Linked DNA regions of Homo sapiens: region 2 is linked to region 1. The links are chromatin loops, found by intact Hi-C in ENCODE. Cell type or tissue: sigmoid colon. All regions are shown on one strand. Each heading gives the region's core, and the rest is flanking DNA. Links, peaks and the distances in the headings are about the cores only. Region 1 has its middle 3.6 kb from the start of LINC00940. Region 2 overlaps CACNA1C (calcium voltage-gated channel subunit alpha1 C).

Evidence for each region. Peaks named below come from ENCODE experiments on the same cell type or tissue, not always from the same donor. Only the 100,000 strongest peaks of a DNase experiment are listed, where the experiment ranks them.
Region 2: it touches region 1 in a loop (2.0-fold over the local background); 7 of 110 quality-filtered maps call a loop at or near these places.

Annotation. Positions count from the first base shown.
Region 1 is chr12:1,938,703-1,941,615 of GRCh38, forward strand. It overlaps a transcript of DCP1B not described here. Among named protein-coding and RNA genes, the nearest start is that of LINC00940, 3.6 kb to the left of the region's middle. In sigmoid colon, for the core only: a CTCF peak has its summit at 1,501 (motif pointing left); DNase peaks (open chromatin) are centred at 1,191 and 1,499; H3K4me3 peaks cover 242 bases; H3K27ac peaks cover 546 bases.
Region 2 is chr12:2,581,421-2,584,333 of GRCh38, forward strand. CACNA1C (calcium voltage-gated channel subunit alpha1 C) reads left to right here. Exons shown (of 47, transcript NM_000719.7): 14 at 170-377; 15 at 1,402-1,522. Among named protein-coding and RNA genes, the nearest start is that of CACNA1C-AS2, 89 kb to the right of the region's middle. In sigmoid colon, for the core only: a CTCF peak has its summit at 1,788 (motif pointing left); a DNase peak (open chromatin) is centred at 1,811; H3K4me3 peaks cover 566 bases.

The DNA.
Region 1 (2,913 bases), core at 258-2,757:
GATGACTGTGGTGTTGACCTAGAAAGGCCCGACTGAAGCCTGCAGGGCAGGTCTGACCATGCTGGGCTTGGGTTTGTTCCCCCGTCGCATCAGAACATGGGCACCTTCTCACATTAGGTACGGCAACTGATATTCTTTCTGTTTTATTTACTCGGTTCTGAAGCAAAAGAATAAATATTTCATGAAATTAGCCATTTGCTACTGCAAATACGTTAGGAACATTAAGTATGGAATTCATCTCTCCTTAGCTAGCGAAGCAACTCTAAACATGTAATTAAGATCAAAGATACATTGTTAAGGTTGCCAGCAGTTAATCAGATCATTGATTTTGCCCCATTTTTGTGCATGTATCGCTGAGGCAAGCACTACGATCACTGACTTTGAATCCAGCAGTTAATCAGATCATTGATTTTGTCCCATTTTTGTGCATGTATCGCTGAGGCAAGCACTATGATCACTGACTTTGAATAACAGATCCAAGTGTGTCTCTGTCCTCGCCCTGTTCTCCTTATAAGAATATTGAGATACCATATATGCAATTATTAATTTCAAGTGTTTTGTGAAAACTTTGCATGGTTTATCACTATGTTAGATGTTGTAGGAGATACCAACGAAACAAAAGAACTCACCCCTTCCTAAATGTTGGAGGGTAACACAGCAGACTCCTCGCCAAGGTCTGGCACATAACAGGGGTTCAGTAACAGTCAATCCCTTTTCCACCCACCCTTTCTCTTCACAAGAAAAAGCACCCTCCTGCGGGAGAGTAGGGGAGGTGGTGTTCTAACAATGCTTTCACTCGATGCTGTGGCTGAACAAAGGTCTAGAGCTTAAAGTCCAAGCCCAGGTCTCAGAAACGGTAGGGAAACCTGTTTTCCTCACGCTTCCATTTTATGAACTATAAAATGAGAATAAAACACCTGTCGGCTGTGCAGTAATCGAAGATCTTTTTATTATCCGAGAATAAGAAGTGCTATTGAAACGCAAAGCTTTATTTATTACAAATACTCAGCAGGGACGAATTCCCATAGATACTCTTAACAACTTGGCAGGGGCTCTTCTGACTCCTTCCAAGATTAAGCTCCTCATCTCTGCGAACATAAAACTCGATCTGCTACACAGCTTGCAGATCATGACGCCCTGAACATCACAGTGACAATCTCCTGTGCCCTCCGCCTCAGCGTGTTCTGCTAAGGGTGATATACTATCCATTCGGAAGCTTAGGCGGGCACATCCTGCTGCTTCATGGGCTGGGATGGATGAAGTGTTGCTGGAAATCTGGGCCATTTGTCAACTCCTAGAACATCTATCCTCTAGAAACTAGCTATAAATACCTTTAGAAATAACTTCCTTCAAAGGATTGGGTAAAACATGCCAACTGGGTTTTTACAAATGAAAGGTTTACTTTGTCTGGTAAAAGAAAACCGTCGTTACTTCCAAAGGCTCATTAAAGCCTTTGTAGGTTAACTTGTGGGACGACACTGCCACCTGGTGGTCGGCGTGCACTGTGCGCACGGAGCTCCCCAATGGAAGTTACACACTGCTCAAAGAACCACCAGACTTATTAATAAAGAACTAAGCTCTGAGAACAGCCCTTCTCACAGAGACACTGATTCTTCTGAAGTGGCTCCATACATTTAAGGAAACATACTAAGCTTGGCATTTACTGAGTGACCTAAGCAAAGAATTTTCCTACCCGCTCAATTCTTAGTACCAGGTGTACTGAAGGACGTGATTTCTAAAAGCAAAACAAAACAAAAACACTTGAAAGGCAGGCCTGGTGGTGACAAAATCTCTCAGCATTTGCTTGTGTGTAAAGGATTTTATTTCTCCTTCGCTTATGAAGCTTAGTTTGGCTGGATATGAAATTCTGGGTTGAAAATTCTATTCTTTTTTTTTTTTTGAAACGGAGTCTCGCTCTGTCGCCCGAGTAGCTGGGACTACAGGCGCCCTCCATCATGCCCGGCTAATTTTTTGTATTTTTAGTAGAGACAGGGTTTCACCGTGTTAGCCAGGATGGTCTCGATCTCCTGACCTCGTGATCCACCTGTCTCAGCCTCCCAAAGTGCTGGGCTTACAGGTGTGAGCCACCGCGCCTGGCCCCTGAAAATTCTATTCTTTAAGAATGTTGAATGTTGGCCCCCACTCTCTTCTGGCTTGTAGGGTTTCTGCAGAGATATCCACTGTTAGTCTGATGGGCTTCCCTTTGTGGGTAACTTGACCTTTCTGGCCTCCCTTAACATTTTTTCCTTCATTTCAACCTTGGTGAATCTGAAAATTATGTGTCTTGGGGTTGCTCTTCTCGAGGAGTATCTTTGTGGTGTTCTCTGTATTTCCTGAATTTGAATGTTGGCCTGCCTTGCCAGGTTGGGGAAGTTCTCCTGGATAATATCCTGAAGAGTGTTTTCCAACTTGGTTCCATTCTCCCCATCACTTACAGGTACACCAATCAAATGTAGGTTTGGTCTTTTCACATAGTCCCATATTTCTTGGAGGCCTTGTTCATCCTTTTCATTTTTTTCTCTAATCTTGTCTTCACGCTTTATTTCATTAAGTTGATCTTCAATCTCTGATATCCTTTTTTCTGCTTGATCAATTCGGCTACTGATACTTATGTATGCATCACGAAGTTCTCGTGCTGTGTTTTTCAGCTCCATCAGGTCATATATGTTCTTCTCTAAACTGGTTATTCTAGTTAGCAGTTCCTGTAACCTTTTTTCAAGGTTCTTAGCTTCCTTGCATTGGGTTAGAACATGCTCCTTTAGCTTGGAGGAGTCTGTAACGACCCACCTTCTGAAGCCTACTTCTGTCAATTCATTCTCCATCCAGTTTTGTTCCCCTGCTGGCGAGGAGTTGTGATCCTTTGGAGGAGAAGAGGCATTCTGGTTTTTGGAATTTTTAGCCTTTTTGCACTGT
Region 2 (2,913 bases), core at 262-2,761, 640 kb after region 1:
TCCAGGGTGGCAACTCACACCACCACCAACACGCATCCCCCACGGGCAGGGAAAAAGAGCATAGAGTGGCAGCTCCTCTGAGAACCTGCAGTGGGCAGTTGTGAGAATGAGGCACGATGGGGAGGACAGCAAGGGGCAGAGTGCTGACCTCCCTCCTGTTGGCTCTCAGGTACTGGAACTCCTTGAGCAACCTGGTGGCATCCTTGCTGAACTCTGTGCGCTCCATCGCCTCCCTGCTCCTTCTCCTCTTCCTCTTCATCATCATCTTCTCCCTCCTGGGGATGCAGCTCTTTGGAGGAAAGTTCAACTTTGATGAGATGCAGACCCGGAGGAGCACATTCGATAACTTCCCCCAGTCCCTCCTCACTGTGTTTCAGGTATGGACTCTTCTCTGCTGGGATTCGGACTCGGGGTGGTTGAGTGGCGGGGTGGTGGGAGGAGTGTGGGAAGCTGCACCCTTTTACCGGGCAGCCACAGCCATCCTAGATCAGCCCTGGAGAGCCCATGCCCGGGAGAGTCTTGAGTTTTTTCTGTAGTTTCCCTGTCCCCATCTGCCATGGAATTCCACTAGTGGGTGGACCATTAGGGGAAACAATATAAGTGGTTTAAAAATGCCTTCTCAGGAGAATCTCTTGAACCCAGGAGGCAGAGGTTGCAGTGAGCCAAGATTGCACCACTGCACACTCTAGCCTAGGTGACGGAGCAAGACTCCGTCTCAAATAAAAAAAAAAAAAATCGTTCTTATCCATGGAATCCTTTACTTAAATTCTCCATGAAAGCCCAAAACATAAAGAAAAGCAGACTGCTCTTACTGGGGGAGGGGAGGGTGACGAAACCCTGGCTTTCCTACCATGCTTGTCTCTTGAAAAAAATATTACTAGCCCATCAAATTTGTGATTTCATAGATATTTTGGCTTAGGGCAAACTCAAAGTGGCATCTATTTAAGTTTAAAAGCAGATCGATTGAGAGGTAAAAATGAATCACATGTAGATGTTGTCAAAGTCTTGAAGATGATGCCCCAGTGACGAATGTTTGGGGAAAGCTGGTGTAGCCTGTGGCTGTCTCAGCAAACACACAACTGCAAAAGGGTCCTGACGCCTTACCCCCAGGAATGGCTGACGGTCAGCTCAAGCATGTGTGGGGAAAGTCAGAGATCTTTGGGCCAAAAAGCCCTTTTAGTCACCCTTCAAATAATATTATGCCAATAGCCAGGCATTTTGTCTAAGGACAGTTCAATAGCTCAGAGCCCCTGGGGAGGAGAATTGGGGGCCAGGAGGAGGGAAAGAAGTGAAAGGGAAATTTTGGACAATTTTGTTGACGTAGTGGGGCAGGGCAGGGTGGTTTTGGGTTTGCTGTTGGTCTAACGCTGTGTCCCTTATTGGTGGGAATGTGTCATTCAGATCCTGACCGGGGAGGACTGGAATTCGGTGATGTATGATGGGATCATGGCTTATGGCGGCCCCTCTTTTCCAGGGATGTTAGTCTGTATTTACTTCATCATCCTCTTCATCTGTGGAAACTGTATCCTTTGCTGCTGCCCCCCACCCCTGCGGCCCCCAGCCCCCAGCCTGCAGCACAGTGCCAAACGGGCACGCCCCTCAGGTCCGGGCGGTCCTGCTCGGGCTCACACCACCCAGCCTAGAACCCCATGGCGGCGGAGGTGGGTCTGGGTGGAAACCTGCAGCTTTGGCATGGGTGAGGTTCACCTTCCTGAACCCTCCGGGCCCGCAGCGGCGCCGCGCTCCGGGCGGGCTGTCGCCGTAATCTGGGTGAGCGGCGCCCCCTGGCGTTGCGGCGTGTGCGGCCACTCACACCGCCTGCGATAGGGACGCGCGGGAGCGGGCCGGCTGCCCTGGGGCCGCGGCGTCTGCTCAGAGGCGGGACGCTCCGGGAGGGAGGATGAGCCGTTGTCCTTCAAGTGACCTTCAGCTCTCCTCCTGCTTTTTGGTCAGCAGCCCTCTCTCTGATGCTGCTCTCCAGGACTTTAGTCACGGGCAGAGCTGCACAGACTTCAAACAGCCCCAAAAGCTCCTTCCTGATCCCGGCTGGGGCAGGTTTCCAGGGCACAAGCCACGGGTGCTGCTTCTCTTCCCCAGCTCATAACCCCGAGAGAGTCACGTCCAGAGCCAGGGGTAACATAGGAACAGCTCTGGGCCAAGTCCCAGCTAAGGCAGTGCAGAAAACACAGTCATGGAAGCCTGCAGACAAGGTTTCCTCTTTTCCCAGCTGGATGACCTCTTGCAGATTGAAGGTCCTCTACCTCAGTGTCTGTAAAATGTGGCAATGGAATCATAGAACCTACTACATAAAGGGTCGTTGGGAGTTTTCATGGGATCATGCATGCAAGGCCTCTGCCACATTCAGAAGCCACCCTGGACAAAGCCCCTCTTCCCCAGCCTGGGTTGCTGCGGCTTCCCTGTGTGTGAAATGATATGAATGTCTGGGTGCCTGGGGCCGGGGGTCAGACTTCACAGACTTAAAGCCCCCTTCCAGCTATGCTTTCGTTGATTCTGCAGTTCTCTGACCCACAGTGTTTCTGTTGGTGGAGTGGGGAGGAGAAAGGGCAAAGAACTGTCTCCACTGGGAACTCCCAAGCCTTGGCTGGCTCCAGATGGACCCTCCAAGGGTCTTCGTGGGTGCAGGCTCACATTAAGAGTTGGCAGAGATACCAAGCCACCCCCTCAGCGCCCAGTTATAATAAACCGCTCTTAAGAGCGTTCTGCATCCTGCTAGAGACAATGCTGTTTATAATGTCAATTACAGCCAGTCATCTCAGCAGGGAAAGCAATCATGAAACCCAGCAATTAAAGTGCAAGGCAGGGCTTGCTGCCTCCCTCCCGCCTGCTCCAGTGTGCAGGCTAGCCTGTTCTCATCCCTCTTGATAGCTCCAGGTAGCTAGGAGGGTGATGGGG